2 separate regions of the Homo sapiens genome follow, and region 2 is linked to region 1. A link is a loop called in an ENCODE intact Hi-C map of the cell type or tissue named here. Cell type or tissue: endothelial cell of umbilical vein. All regions are shown on one strand. Links, peaks and the distances in the headings refer to the core of each region. The heading gives the core; the rest is flanking DNA.

Region 1 (8,320 bases), core at 2,166-7,165:
CATTAAATATTTTAATTTTTTTCCTCTTGTACTATACCCAAGTAGGAGGTATGATGTCAACTCTTGTCAATTAATGAATTAATCTGAACAGCTAAGAAGATTTGAGAGAAACACATGCTTTTGTAAGGTCTAAGTTCTCCACATAAAAATTAGTGCCATATAAAAGAGAGTCCTGTTAAATGTAAGCTCATCCCTGCTGCCCTCCTTAGCTCCCAATACAATAAATGAAACGTACATTTCTGTTGGCTCCTACTTGCTGGTGACATTTAGTTTTAATTCAAACCAGTCTTCATAAATTCTGGTACTCTGCACAACATCTTAAATGGCTCTATTCTTTATTCAAAATCATCCCTCTCACTCCCAGAATTGTAGTAAATAGACCTTCTAAAGGGGAAATAAAACTATTTCAACAATAGGCCTATTTCAGCAGTTTTTCAAAAGGTATTTTTTTCATTCCCTTGGTGAGAGTTTTCGTTTTATGCTTGGAAAGTTGTGTTATATATACATGTATTTTAGTCCAAATGGATGTGGCGTTTTTGTTGTTGTTATTGTTGATTTCAGCTTTTCTATTTTCCACTTCAGTATGTTTGCAAAAGCAAAACTTCATATTTCTCTTATTCCTCCATTTGTGAGTCTCCATTATTGAACCCATGTTCTCTTTTAAAGAAAGAATACTCAAGATACTCTGATTTGTATTTTCCCCAATGGAAAAAAAAATTGAACTTATAGATCAGAATATTTATAGCACATAATAATCTCAAATAAGCTTTCATTTTTCTACACAACTTTTTAGGAGTGACTTACATGCATAAAAACCTTTTCTAACTTTTTCTTCTTACATACTGTAAAAATCAACCCGGAGTCCTCAGAATCATAATCTAGCCAGAAACAATTCCATGCTATCTCTGCAACGCCAGGAGGGATTACTATAAGTGGGGGTGAAGGGAATACTTCAAGAGCACGGTTCTTTTTCTCCTGTAATCAACAGCTTCAGTACCACCAATCCCTCTCTCCAGCCCAAAGCCCCAAGGTAACTCTAAGCCTTCAGAGTATTAAAACTTAGGGTTTAAGTTGATCCTAAAGAAATAGTCAGAACTGTACACAAAATGTGTATACACAAAGGTTTATCACATTATTCTATTATACTAGCAAAAATATATATAAACATGTACCCATACTGAAGGAAAAAAAAAGACTGGAATGAATGAAATAAAACAATTTAACACCATGATGAATCTGAATGGAGGAATTATCAATTTTCCTTGTTTTCCTCTTTTTACTTTGTATTTCTAACTTTGTGCAATCATCTTGTATCACATTAAAAATCAATTTAAAAATATTTAAGAAAAAAATTTTAACAAAATTTTGAGCTAAGGTGGCCGAGAGCCAAGCCAGACAGTTGGAGGAGAAACTTCAAACCATGGACCAGACCGTCAAGTCCCTGATGGCCTCAGAGGAGGAGTATTCCACCAAAGAAGAGAAATATGAAAAGGAGATGAAACTGCTGGAGGAGAAACTGAAGGAGGCTGAGACCAGAGCAGAGTTTGTCGAAAGGTCTGTGGCAAAGTTGGAGAAAACCACCGATGACCTAGAAGAGACGTTGGCCAGTGCCAAGGAGGAAACGTGGAGATTCATCAGACCTGGGACCAGACCCTACTGGAACTCAGCAACCTGTGAGGCTGGCCCTGCCCGCAGCCAAGCTATAGTTGCGGCCCCAACCGAATCAAACTGACAAAACTGACGTTACCAGCCAAACAACAACAACGACAACTCACCTCATGCCTCTTTTTCCCTTATTTTTACTTATTCTTTACTAAAAATATGGATCAATTCTAATACCTAACACATTAACTGCGTCCAGTTTTGTTTCTTTTCAGTCCTTATCCACAGACATGTCTATCTGATGTAGTTGCAAAGATGTTAAAAGATTTTACATTTTACTCTCTATTTAATTTTATAGATGAGACTCTTATTTTAAACAATTGTATGTTTTAATTCAAAGAAAAAAGTAATTCTATGAGGTTTTGACTGGAGATAGCTTTCCACCAAAGTATAAACCCTAAAAGCAAACACAGCTATAAAAATTAATTACACCAAATTGCTTCAGCAAGGTAAACAGCAAACCCAGGACCAAGTGTTAAAACTTGAGAGAGTCAATTATCAAGCTATCTAGTAAAAGCCTCCAAAAAATCGATAATCCTCCAGCCTGACTTTCATGATGACATTAGAAAGAGCATTTAACTTTTTTATATAAAGAACAATCTCATGGAAAGCTGGTCTATGTTAATCTTTTAAACCTATTACCAACATTTTATGCATCATAATCCTAGCTAAACCGGAATATATACATATATATATATATGTATATATATATATATATTTAGGTTCGCGCAACAACAGCACTTTCTAAAAGGGTCCCTGCCAGGCAATAACACTATTCATTTACTAAATATTGCCTGGGGAGCCAGCCATGCATGACTCATTAACACAGATGGAAGTTTCACATTATATCCCAGGTCCGTGGAACAAATGGAGTGACCCGTTATTGTTTCTTCTCCTTTCATATCTATGTAATGTGGATTGTAAAGAGAATTTGATCTGCTCTGCTTTACTCCACTGCCAGATGCCATTAGATTCATATTTTGAGTTTGTTTCTCCTTTGTACCCAGGTATCATTTATCCTCATGAGTATACAGGTAGAGAAAAATCCACACCTTAAGCCATTATCTTAAAAATAGTTCTTGATCAACCTGTTATTTCTCAATAATTTTTTGGTGAAATTGCAAGTAAGGAAAATTTGATACTCAGAAAAGTTGTTACGTAGCCTATAAACTTGTACCCTGATAGTACCAAACATTGCATGTTCTCACAAAACAGAGGAGAATTATTTTATAACAGAGTAGTCTAGCAATTTTCTTTTTCTAGTATTACTATTTTCTAGTATTACTATTACTCATGCAAATAATGAAGTTAACTTAAGGCTCTGTAAACAATTAAGTAAGAAACACTTGTTTCTAAACCTCTAACAACATGATGAAATGAATTACAGCCTATCTAACCAAGAGATTATATCAAAGCCATTGACTATGATGACATAGGTCTCTATTTATTGTCCAGGACAGATGCTTAGAATATATGACCAATTAAAAAATAAACAACAGGTCAATATGCTATCTAATCCAATTTTGTGCCTCTCTATGTGTGTGTTAGAATGCAGCACCAAAGAACAAAGAATACACACCAAAGCTTATCAGTGGTTAGCTATAGGTGGGAAGACTGCAAGTGATGCATTACCTTCTTTTCACCTGTTCATGTTTTCTGTAACCACAAAGACAAGTCCTGCTAAAAAGCTTGGGGAAAATGTCATAAAGAGAGAGGGAGAATGATTGAAAACTTCAGAGACGGATAAGCCAGCTTGTCCTTCGCTTTGATATTAGACACATAGGTGCTACTTTACATAAATGATAAATTCATTGATTTGGGTAAGAGTCAAGAATCTAACAATCAATTTGCAACTACCAGGATACAGACAGTTAAACCTTAGAAAACCAGAACGTCTTTGCCATTCTTTGTCCTGTGGTGCAGACTAGTTCAATTTCCTTACCTACATGTCCTCCATTAATTGCCTTTTCAATGGATTACTAATAAGTTTTTGATGTTAAGCAAACATCAATGCTCCTATTAAAGTGAGACCAAACACTGTGACTATTTGTTTAATAACACAGTCTGAATGAAGGACGAAGTTCAATTAGCACTGGAGCTGATACAGGCTTCATTAGGAAGGAGAGACAATTAACAAGTGGAAGGCTGCAGGAGGCACTGATGTGCACGTCATGCAGCAAGCAAAAAAGGACAAGCAGCACAGAGTTTCTTTGAAAAAACTGTAACCTGAAGACTTCAGACAGAAAGAAGGATCATTAGCACAAAATTAAGCCCCCTAATAGGGTGATCCTTATCCAGCTAGCTCCAGAAGAAATATGAGGCCAAATCACGTAATCTAACTAAACTGCAGGGTATCAGGACAATTGGAAGGAACAGGAATTATCTATCAGGTAGAACTTCACTTAGCAAAAGATTTGGTTCACAGACACTGTTCCATGGATGCTACTGAGCACTATTTTTGGAGTCAGAGGACCGACCTGTACCATTAACTAGCTGTGTGACCTTGAACGAGTCACCCAACCTCTACAGTAATCTGTTTCCTTTTTTGTAGAAAATTAGGGGAATAAACAAATGAGTTCTCCTAGCTCAAAAATTCCATCTTTTTTTATCCTAATTACTCATTCTTATCCTAGTTATCCAGGAAATCATAAATTGCTTTGTCATTAACAGTAATCATATGATTTTCTCAAATGGAATGTGGTAAGGGTGAACAAAAATGCCACAATATTTTAAAGATACATATGGACAAAAGTTTTATTTCATGACTAAAACCCCAGGATTTCTCTGATTTGTTCTAATTTCAATATACATCCTCTTTATTTTAAACCAATATGATAAGACAGATTTTTTTAAAAAAACATCTTTTCTTTACAGTGTTGAGTGTTTACAACATGGTGCCAGATATTTGGAAAGAAATAAGTGTGGCTGAAGTACGAAGAGGGGATTATTTCATCTATTAAATTGTTTAATGACAACTCAGTCACACCCCAAGGTCACTCTTGAAATCACAGCCTTGCAAAGTGGCCCACGAGACTCAGACCAGCTGCCTAGTGTCTCCTTCTCTTCCAGAGCTCCCAGGAGAGACAAAGAGCCAGCCAGCCTTCCACAGTAGAAACAGCAGACAGGAACACAGAAGCATTTTGAAGAGGGGCATGAGAATACTAAAATAAAATAGGCAAGGATATAAGATGGAGGACTGGAATAACGAAGGGTTTGAAAAGAAAAACAAGTAAGCAGTTTCACTTTTAGAAACTTATTCTCCAGAAATATTTATTCAATTGCGTAAATATTTCATTCACTCAACACTCATTCAACAAATAAGATGTGATAGCATTTGAACAGAGACCTAAAAGAGAAATGAAGAAGTCAGTCAAGCAAATATGGGGGAAGAATGGTTCAAAGGATTGTAGGCAGTGGGAACAACAAATGCAAAGATCTTAAGGAGAAATTGTGCTTATGATATTTAAGAAATAGCAGATATTTTAATGTGGCTGGTGTAATGTGAATACACGGGAATGCGGTAGAAGTCAAGGTTGGGAAAAGTAGTAGGATGCTGGCTCAGGGAGGGTCTTAAAGACCATGGCATACACTTTGACTGTTAGTGACTTAGATGGAGAGTCTTTGAGTAGAGCGATTTTTATCTGATTGAGTTTTAAAAAGATCATTCTTGGCTGCTATTGGCAAGTAGAAAAACAAGTTACAAGGTAATGACAATAGTTCAGATGAGGGGTAATGGATTGGATGACAGTGAGAAGAGGTGATTAGAAATGACCAAAATGACCAATGTCTGCATATATTTAAAAATAGAATCAGTGGAATATGCTGATGGATTTTATGTGGGTATTAGAGAAAAAGAGGGCATCAAGAGCAATATCAAGATTAAGCCTGAACTTGAGAAAAATGGAATTGACATTCACAGACATGATAAAGTCTAGGATATTCATTTTCATATAGTTTCCTATATTCCCATGAATGTAATCTAAATGGCCATGAATTGTGGAATGACTACAGAAATGATGCTACATCCATACTATGGAACCAATAAATTAAGGCAGAACCACACATCCTTTCATGGAAAGACATGCATGACATATAAATGAATCAGTCATGAGTTACAGAATATGTTCACTGTGATGTTATTAATATATATTTTATATCTATATCTACATAATTAGAAATAATATTCAACAAACTTTTTTAAACTTAAGACAGGATCTCTCTATGTTGCCCAGGCTGGTTTCAAACTCCTGAGCTCAAGTGATCTTCCTGAGCCTCCTGAGTAGCTGGGACTGTAGATGTATACCATCACCCCTGGCTAAACACAAACTTTTAATAATAGTCATCTCTATGAAAATTGGTAAGTGGAGGAGGGGTTTTCATTCTCAACTTGTGTTTTACCATTGTTTGAGGTTTTAAAAATTTAGCAATTTTACTATGGCTTTTTAACATTTAACATGTGCAATTTTTGTAATTAAAAAGTTGTCTTCTTATTAAATAAACATAAACAAGACTGCCTAGCCAGTGGAGGGGTATAGGATTGTGGTTAAGGCCTGAGATTTTGAAGTCAGACTCTAAATTCAAACACCGGCTGTACTGCTTATAGGCTATGTGACCTAGAGAAAATTGCTTTACTTCTTTGTGCCTCAGTTATTCTTGTTTCAAATGGGATAAGAGTAGTGTCCATCCGAGAAAGTGGTTGTGAGGATTAAACAGGATGATCATAAGGTTCTTAAAACAGTGACTGGCACATAGAATACACTAAACAGGAATGTTATGAATAATACTCTACCATGAAATATACCAACATAAAAGTTATAGAGTGATTTATTTTTATAGCATGAAAAAATATGTGTGTGGTTAGGGAATGTGTGCAAAGGTGGTGGGCTGAAATAGGAGAAAAATGGTAATCGAGGAAGCATAATTTGATAGCTTCAAAGATCAATAGAATGAGATAATGTTGAATTTTTAAAAAAAAGGAATCCCCATGACAAAAGATATGCATATTCCAGTTCAAAATATCAGACTGATTACTTTTTAAAGAGACTTGATCTTTTTTGAAATGTTGCTGCTATGATTGGGGCTAATCTTTTAGTACTCTTTACCATATATGCTAGAACAGACGGTGGCCCAGAATATGAGTCCTCCATTTTCTCAATATGAAGATTCCCGAAATGTTTTTTAGCCAACTTCAGTATATTAACTTCAACTTAGAGACAAAAAGTTAAATATTTTCCTCTAAGGTTTATTTTTTGTACATTTCTATATGCAAGTGTATTTAAAATCACATATTGTATGAAGTACATTAATTTAGACATAGTTTAGATATATTACTCCTTACTATCCTCACAATACTTGGAATAACTTTCTTGGAATTCTTCACATGCGTCTTCATCATCATGTCATTATCATCTCTGGATGCATATTTTGAGATGTCTAACAGTCTTCTAGCACTCATTATATTCTCTTCCATCTAAGTTGTTTGAAATTGTGCATGATGCGACTGGTAGCAATATCACCTCCTGCCTCAAGTACTCATCAGCATTACATTGAGGCATTTTCTCTTCATCCTATAGAAGTAGATACCTAATCTCCACAACCCAAACACACAGAATTTTCCTTTTTAAAGACTCTTTAAAGATTTTGTTCACAGTGACATGCAATACTTGAAGTCATAATGTGAAATCTCCAGGAACATTTACTAATTATTTCTTAATTTGGGAGGCTTCTTTTCTAAACCTATCATGGCAGATGATCGCTTTAGGTATGGAAAACTCGCATTCACTGAGGTCATTAGGGTTTCTGTGGTTTTATGTGCTATTGTACAGCACATCTCTTATGAGAGATTCCATAATAACTTTGTAGTAAAAGCCACCCCATCTTCTGGAGGATGATATTTTGGGGGAAAGACAGCTCTTCTTATGTTGAGGCACCAATCAGGCAGTATGCTAAGCCTCTTATCATATAATGTCTTTTATAAACATCAGAATATTTCTGTGAGGTAGTTAATATTATTGTTGCAATTGTCCATATGTGAAAACTGAGGCAGTTAAGTAACTCGCCCAGGATCACAGTGCTAAACAGTGATGAAGTAAGGACTTGAAACTCCAAAATCTTAGGCTCTCAGCCATGACTTTTTATAGTACTACCAGTAAAGCTATTGGCAAAACATCCCGTTTTGATGAAAGGGTGAGAAAAAAAGAAAGAGAAGGATCCAGAAAAAAGCATGTATCTTTTCATCATAAAAGATCAAGAATTCAACGGGAGAGGGAAATATGGTCAAAGCTGGAGGGTTTTTTTAAATCAACATAATTATAAATCTTCATGGACCAAGGAAAGAGCAATCTTTCAGACACAAAGAGACACAGCTATTTCAAGATATTTTTCTATAGATGACATTACAGAACCACGGGGAGTTAAGTTGAGTAAGATTTTTCTAAAAATGCAACTTGTTAGGGCCTGGAAGTTTTACTTAAGAAAACATTAGAACATAGCCTTTCTGGTTTCTTAAAACAAAAAGTAAAGTGTTGGCCAAGGGAAGTGTGATTTTTCCTATGAGTAGAAGTTCTACATAACAACAGTCTCTGACATCATTGGGCAGAAGTCATATTGGACAGAAGTCATATTGGACAGTCAGCTGTGTAAAAAGAAAAGAAGGAGC
Region 2 (8,320 bases), core at 1,112-6,111, 160 kb before region 1:
GGAAGTGTTGATGTTCTTTTCTTCCCAAAATTAGCTGGCCACACCCATTTAAAGTCCCTGCCTTTGTTCTCTTGCTTGTCTTGGAATTCACATGTCCCTAGCTGCTATTTGCAGGCTGAGATTGGACTAGGAATGCTTCGCTCAGGTTTTTACTCTGAGAAACTCTTGATAGCATGGGTTAATTATCTTTCATTTCACCTCGCATTATCACTCACTCAATTAAATACAAATTTAAATGGAAAAAGCAGTTTCTCCCCCATACAAATGTTTGTTTTTAGCCTAATGTGCTTTCTAAATAACTGGTTGCCATAGTGGCAGGCACTTTGGAAAAAGTGTGTCAGAGTGAATAAAGATCATTAAAAATGACTAATTAGCCATCAGATAAGAAGATGCTATTTGCATGCTCATGTGAGAAACAGAATTCTTGCAAATTTCATGTACCTGCACATAAAATGAGAGAGAGGTAAAGGTGAAGAAAACAGTGTTTTCTTTTATCCTTCTTTCTCCCCAATCAGAACTCTATTTCAAAAACATATTATAGGCTACAAAAATTGCTTGATCCTCTTGGTTACCTGAGTACCAATTACTGCTGCCTTTTTAGACTATCCATCCAGTATCTGTCCTTTCATGGGTCAGTTGTTTGTGATATATATGAAAAGAGTGTAGACATTGGTACTTTAGCCATGATTAGACTCTGCTACTTCCCTCACCAATTCAAACCTCACGATTTTATTTCCAGAGAAATGTTTCTATGCACAAAGTCACAGAGACACTACCAATTTCAGTTTAACCTGTCTCTTCAATTGACTACTTAAACTGACAACTCTAATTGTCCACTAGTGGACACATTTGTGCATTAAAATGTCTGGTTACATTGTTCTAAACCAAAGGATAATCTGACTTCAATAATCAGGTCTGAATTTAGAGGCTAATTGCATTGCATCCTTTAACCTTTAAAATGAGCTGCCCTTATAATTTAGCAAAATCCTCCACACATTTCTCTAAAGCCGAGGATTCCAAAGAAATTAAAATGAAAAGAGCAGATTATTCTACGTGACTGAAAAGTGACAAAGCAATGACCCCCCAAGTCTCCAATTTCAAAAGGTTCATAAAATCTATGTTCGTACTGTATACTTGTTGGATTTATAATTCATTCATTGCCCCCCTGCTCTCATTTGCATGAAAAAAGGAGGGAAAGGTCAATATGTCCCTTTTAAAGTATCTGAACTTCAGTCCCAGGAAGCACTGTTTCATGGATGCCGTCTCTCTTTTCCTCCCGCTCTTTCTCTTCCTCTCTCTCTACGTCTCTATCTCCATCTCCTTCCAAAAGACACAACCCCTAAGTGTAGATTTGTTTTGGTTTCAGAAAAACTTGAGTCTTGATCCTAATTTTACCCTAAGAAATGAAATAACTCAGCAAGCATCATCTCTCTTTCAATGTTGTTGTTTCTTCAGTGTAAAGATTATTTTTACCTACTCATTTACTAGCAGTACCTTGAATATGTTTAACAAATCATCATTCCATATTTGTTTGCTGCTGTGTCATTTGTAACATTTGTAAAAGGCTGAACAGAAATGAAGTGAATTATGTGAAGCTGATATGAACCATAGACATTGTCCTCAAAGGGATTATAACCATTCATCTACTCAGTGTAAAGAAGCAATGAAAATATGACCTCAGTAAAAGATGAAGCTATATGTAAATATCAGATGCTATTATGTGTTAAACTTTTTCTCTATCACTTGTCTAGTCTGCTATGTAATAGAAAAAAAAAACTTAAAACTCACGTGTTTCTCTTCTAATTCCTAGACTAAATTTTACATTCTGTCATTTATTCTGATTTATTCCACATAAAACACAACTTTCAATTGGATAATATTGGTTAAAAAGCAATAAATCCAAGGAAAGTACAAACATGCTTATTTATGCCTAAGACCATTGAATTGAAAGGACAATTTGAATTTGTGACATTGTGCCTATTGAATGACTAGAATTCCTCTTTTTCAATTAGAAATGCTCCACCAAATCAAAGAAAGTCTAGAAGGGCAAATGGAAAGTTGCTGTTCAATAGGTATAGTTTTGGTCATGCAAAATAAAAAAGTTCCTGAAATCTACCATACAGCATTGTGCTTATAGTTAACAATACTGTACTATACACTTAAAACATTGTTAAGAGGGCAGATGTCATATATGTGTTTTTCAACCACAATACAAAATAAAAGTCCAGGAAAGTCTCTATTCTGTGGATGATTAAGAAACCATTGGGATTTGAATAAAGCATTAAATAATCATCTATTTAGTCACTAATAGATTTAATGATAATCTGTTGACCTCCATAAGTGAAGATACTATTATTTTTTAATCTCCCACAGTGAGCAGACTATACTTGGTTTGCTTGTACCATGTGCGGTTTCTAGGACTCCTGGAGGATCTAATTCAGTAGGTCAGCTTTATGGTCCCCAAGTTTGCCTTTTAAACAGAACTTCATGGATGGATTCATAAGCAGAGGTCCACAGACCACACTTTGAGAAGTCTGGGATGGTATGCCCTCTCTATCGCAAATGCTAAGGATCAATGATCAATTTAATAAATTCATTTGTAATACCTTTTGTGGTTTCTGTGAAACACGCACATAGAAAGCATTGGCCTGAGTGTACTTCAAAGCCTAAAATAGTGTAATATTAAGGGGCCAATTCTGGGTATAAAATCTATGATTCTGGCACTATTAATACCAATAACTGGTTACCATGGTGACAGGAATTCTGATCAAAGTGTCTCATACGACGAATAAATTTCATTAAAATGACTAAATGACTAATATACCAATAATGGGAAATTTACTCAATTAATAAATAGCCATAATTCATGGGCAAGTTAAATTAGTAGAGGAAAAAATAAAGAGGAAAGAAACTACCCTTGAATCTGCCAGATCTCAGAACCTGTATTTTTTTAAGCTTCCTGTAAACACAGTGAGACATCCGAATGGTGACGCTGCAAGTCTAGCCTTTTGTTTGGCTACTTTTTGCGTGGCACCACTGACTCTGATAAGAATATTAAAATTACAGGAGTTATAACAATTTAGAAAAACATTTTAAGGAAGGCTAATGATAACAAAGACACAGATAAAATATATCACCAGGCCACAGGACAGTTCAAGATTACAATTCTTTTACTGGAATGAAAACCTTTTTTAGTTCAAAAATCTTTAAATCACTTTCAGGACACCTTGGTATCCCTGGAATAGTCTTCTCTTTCATATAAGGTCAAGTGATCATAAATAAAAATCATTAAATAGAATCACACTCACAGACAATAATTTCCTGGATAAATAACCTTGTATATTTTAAGATGTCTTGGAATATGTAAAAAAATCATTCTCCCCTAATCAGACCTGCTGCAGCTAACGTCTAGGAAAGTTTTTCTTACCATGCCTGAGTAAGATACCATTGGAATGTGAAGAATTTCAATAACACAATCTCTATAATGCTGAAAAATTGTCAAATCATTCGCAGATCACTTGCATTTGTACTCTTCTTTTTTTTTTTGCTATATATGAGCAACATTAACAAAATCAAGTTATCAATTTTTTAAAAATTGTCTCAAGCAAAATTTAGATCTAGATCTAGATACACAAGATTGATTAATTCCTAGCTCTCATGCTTTAAAAAAGTTTTTCACAGTTTTCTCCTGTCAAAAACACAATGCCATCATCAAAAGAGAAGTTGCCAACCAAAGTAGTGTAGGTGAAGTCCAAACCCATGTTCCATCTTCACAACCCAAGGGAATGATTTGACACTAAGGACAACAATTTGAATAAGTTAAAGATTTTGTTGCATTAATGCAAGACACTGACTGAGTGATTACGATGTTACACCATATGTTAGGCAATGGAGGCAAAACTAATCAGGTGAAGGTCCTTCCTGCGCTCTCAAAAGTCTGCATTGTAGCACACCTTACCATCACAGGGACAGTTTTAGCCAAAGTGGTAAGAATCACAATCCAGGTATGCAAACTATGTGTGGGAGCATAAATGAACTTGGGAGGGACCCTTTAGGTCTAACAGAGTCACTGTTAAGTGAAATACTTATTTCACAAATCCCACTCTGCCTCATGAGCAGGAGTAGGTTCCAGACAGGTAGAAAATAATCTAACATAGAGGGGCATTTGTGTTGGAGGAAAAACATCTGTCAAGACATAAAAGTGCACGGGCTGCTTTGCAGGGTTGAAGTCTGGAGTAAATGGTGGGTACTATCAGGAGAAGGGAATGCAGAAGTCTTTCCAATCAAAATCTTTCAAACAAATTTGTGTTTTTCTTCAGTTCACTAGCCTTTTTTGAGGACCAGCCATTCTCCTTTCAAAGTGTCTCACACTGTAACAGTCATGCGTTGAAGTACAATTCCCTCCTAGGACTAAAAGAAGCAAACTGAAACACGCCCAGCACCCCTGGAACTCATTCCCAGCCCACTGATGAGAAGCTGCAAATCAAAGAAGAGCATGTCCTGATTACTAATCAGAGGTTTCAGAATTAAACTCTGGAGTCAAACCTTGATTCACTAGCTGCCTGAACTTGGAGAAATTTCTTAACCTAACTAAGCTTCTCTTTCTATATCTGTAAAATGGAGATGATAATACTTACTTAACCATGTTGTGAAAACTAAATAGATAACGTAAGTGTGTAATAAAATTTATGTTAACAACTCACCAAATGATAGTCACTAATACTACCATTATCAGTCACCATGGGGAATAGAGAAGAAATCATAGTAAAAATTTCTACTATGCCCTTCTAAGAGACAGGAGCTGCTTAATCTTTATAATATTCCATGACATCAGCACGATTATAATTCTCCTTTCTACAGACAAAGAAACTGTAGCACAGAGAAGTTAAGTAATTGCATAAGTTTGCACAGCCAATAAACGATAGTCATCTGAAACATGTTTGGAAAATTGTCATTCTAGGAAGTCCTTTTAGCCCATAGAAGAAACTTGTTCTCTTCTTTAACAAACAAAAAATAAGAGTGTATTCTCAGCTTCTCTTAAGAGGCATTATGCTATTTCTAAATCTATCTAAAATCTCTTTATGTTCATTTATGTTTTCTGCTTCACCCATCTGCTAGTGATTCTGTCGTGTTTTCCTTTCATTTTTTCCTTTACTTACTTTGCTCAAATCACACATAAGATCTCCTTGCGGTGACTGATATTACCAGATTTGGACAAAAAGTCGATTTTCCCTTTAGACTAATGTTTCTAACTCTAACTTCATACAGTAACTCCTTGTCCTCAATCCTTCACTAGATCTGTTTTTTAATTGGCATTATGTCTTTTTGTGGTGTGACTGCTGGAATTACACCTGGTATTCAGGATAATTGGGAAAGTTGTACTGAGTCTGGTTTGCAGTATTTTTTAAAAAAACAATCCTTGCTCTCAAGAATCTTAGAATATAGTTGATAAAAGAAGCTAAGATACTGACAACGTGTGATGAATAACGTGGTTGTATTTGGTTATTCCCCTACTCACAATGCCCTTCACCTTTCCCTACTTACTCAAATGTAATGCACCTTTCCATGGAAGCAGAATGCAATTTTTGTAGGATGATTGGCATTTTAAAAGAAAGTGGTGAAAAAAAAATTTAGTGAACATTACAGACAAAGGAATAGCATAAAACAATGTTCCCAGAACCAGTTTCCTGCTCATCATTATTTTGCAGGCCGTTAATAAGTGTACTACAAAGCACAAGTGTTCTGTCTCAAACAAGCTGGGGAAAGTCTGGTTTAAATTGAGTAAAAGACTTTTTTATTTTGCTTCCTTTTTTAACACAGTAGGAATTTTCAGAGCCTTCAGTATGCTATTGCATATTGTGAATCTCCTAGAGAGGAATATGATACAGTATTTCTCAAATATATTTGACCATGGAATTCTAGCCAACACATTATGGAACTAACATACAATGAAACACAGTTTAGGAAGCACATTTTAAAAACCATAAAGATAAAACAAGCATTATTTAGAGGATGTAAGAAAAATAAACTTAATCAGCACATCCATCATTGGGATCAGTGGAATCTCATGGGTTGAGGATGGAGAGCAAGACCCAATGAAGGGATTCAGCCTTGATGCCACGTAAAATAGGAGTTCATTTCCACGGTGTATACCATCATAGGATTCAGTCACGTAAGGATATATGAGTTTGGCTAGAGAGCAGCATTCACATTCAAGATGCGTCTTTGCTTAGCAACACAGGAGCTCCTGGCATGTCACTATTGTTTTTCATAGAGCAAACATAATAAAGGTAAAGGATTTCCCTTCTGACATCATTAATTTTCTACTTGGCACAAATAATTTCTATAAATTAAATTGACACCTAGAAAAGATTGGTTGTCTGTTCAATGGTAAAACTATATTACATCTCTATTCAAAAAGGCTGAGGTATAAATTAATTTTTCAGATCACCCAAGGAAAGCTAGTTATCATTTTCTAAAAATAGGCCAAATAGATGTGCATGATAGAAAACTTTCCAAATTGCCATCTTTGGTATAGCTATGTCATTCAACGAAGAAATATGCAGGGTGATCTTGTTATTTAAAGACATGGAGGTAAATCTCAGATAAAACAGCTAGAATACTTTAAAATAGTTTTTCTGGAGAATGATGTGGGGGCAGAAGGCCAGTGAAGGAAGGAGCAGGGGACAGCTGTTTCAACTATGTCATTTAGTCTTATTTGATATTTAATCACTTATGTAAGATACTTTGTTGAAAAAAAGTAATTTTTCAAAAAGGATCATACCTTTACCATTTAACGCTCGTGGCTAAACTACACAAGTGCAGAAATGAATAGTTAACCTTGGAATAATATGGCTTTGACTTATGGCTAACACACACTGTGATAGGGGGTCTATTTAAAGTTTGATTACTAAGTTATATATTATATATATATTTTATAAATATATATATATATATTACTCTCTTTCAGGCAAGGAAGACAGTTTAAAATATAACAAAAGTATATTTGTTTAATCAGGAAAAATTTTTTAATTTGAATAATTTCAAATGGGGTTCTAAAAAATAAAAATCTCCCCTTCAATTTGAAATTATAATTTATTTTCTTCTTCTCCATAACATTTATTATCTGCATTAATTATTAGAGAATCCCTTACAACTAGTCCACAAACTAATGACAGGTCCATATTGTCCTCAATTTTTTGCCCTATAATCATTTTACATTATAGATGCAAGACAAAAGAGGAGAGAAAGGAGGGAAGGAGACAGAGAGAGATTAGAAAGAACAACTGGGGAAATTTTTATCCAGGGTTTTTACAAACAAAAGTGTTTTAAAGCCATCTCGAACTCTGGCAGTGTTGCTTTTCTGTTCTTTGGGTGTTTTTATTTAATTATACAAGAATAATCTCAGAAGCTGGTGGTGGTTTCAATTTGTCTGATAGAGAAAGCTAGAGAATTACCCTTCATAATACTTAATTAAACATTTCTATCAATTACACTGAATAAATATGCAGTCACAACGGCTGCTGGTTGATTTGACGTTTAAAAAGATGGCATATATTAAAGCCCCAGTTTGGCTATGCAACACATTAGATTCAGTTAGCAAACATAGTGATTGTTTTTCCTAAGAAAATTGTTCTTTTTAATTAAAGCATTTGCTCTTCTCTTAGCACTTTACAATGTGTGATGCAAAATAAACATAAAATAGTTACTGCATATTTTTCCTCAGCTTTCTCAGTCCAGATACCAAATAATTTGATTCAGAATAATTTCTGAAGGGTTTATTTACTTGGATTGGGAAAAAAAAATACTACTGGCAAGTTTGGTAATCAGAAAATCTACTTGATCAATAAATCTTGCTACTTAGAAAACTCCTATGGAAGACATGATGAGATGATGTGGGATCTTATGCCTCCTTTTCACTCATGACTAACAAATGAAATCTTCAGTTAAATGCATTGACATATAGGTTGAAAAAACTGAGTCATATGGGAAAATTATTGTTTCAAATACTAAAGATAGGTAAAAAATAAAGAATATGGGTTTTCAGCCCAAGGTAATGATCCGAACTAGATGTGCTTTCTCTGAAATACTGCAATTAGATAAAAAGGGTAAACTCTGTTTGAATTCATTTTAATTTTTTAAACTAATGTCTGATCATACTATACATTGACCTATCCATCAATTACAATTCAGGAATGTTTCCATTCTTTTGTTCCCCCCGTCCTTTATGCCCTGGATTTACTTATTAAAGTGAGTATTAGATGAAATTGTGTTTATCTAGTATACCTGAACCGTCAAAAAAAAAGTGTGATTTTGATGG

The links. Peaks named below come from ENCODE experiments on the same cell type or tissue, not always from the same donor. Only the 100,000 strongest peaks of a DNase experiment are listed, where the experiment ranks them.
Region 2: a loop joins it to region 1, with 9 times the contacts of the local background. A loop is called at or near these places in 1 of 110 quality-filtered maps.

Annotation. Positions count from the first base shown.
Region 1 is chr5:163,702,562-163,710,881 of GRCh38, reverse strand. LOC102724458 (a long non-coding RNA gene) reads right to left here and starts at 1,716. Exons shown (of 6, transcript XR_941167.3): 1 at 1,641-1,716. In endothelial cell of umbilical vein, for the core only: no CTCF peak of the experiment used is centred there; DNase peaks (open chromatin) are centred at 2,481, 4,301 and 4,721; H3K27ac peaks cover 4,220 bases.
Region 2 is chr5:163,862,613-163,870,932 of GRCh38, reverse strand. No RefSeq gene overlaps it. Among named protein-coding and RNA genes, the nearest start is that of MAT2B, 360 kb to the right of the region's middle. In endothelial cell of umbilical vein, for the core only: no CTCF peak of the experiment used is centred there; DNase peaks (open chromatin) are centred at 3,002 and 3,432; H3K27ac peaks cover 4,683 bases.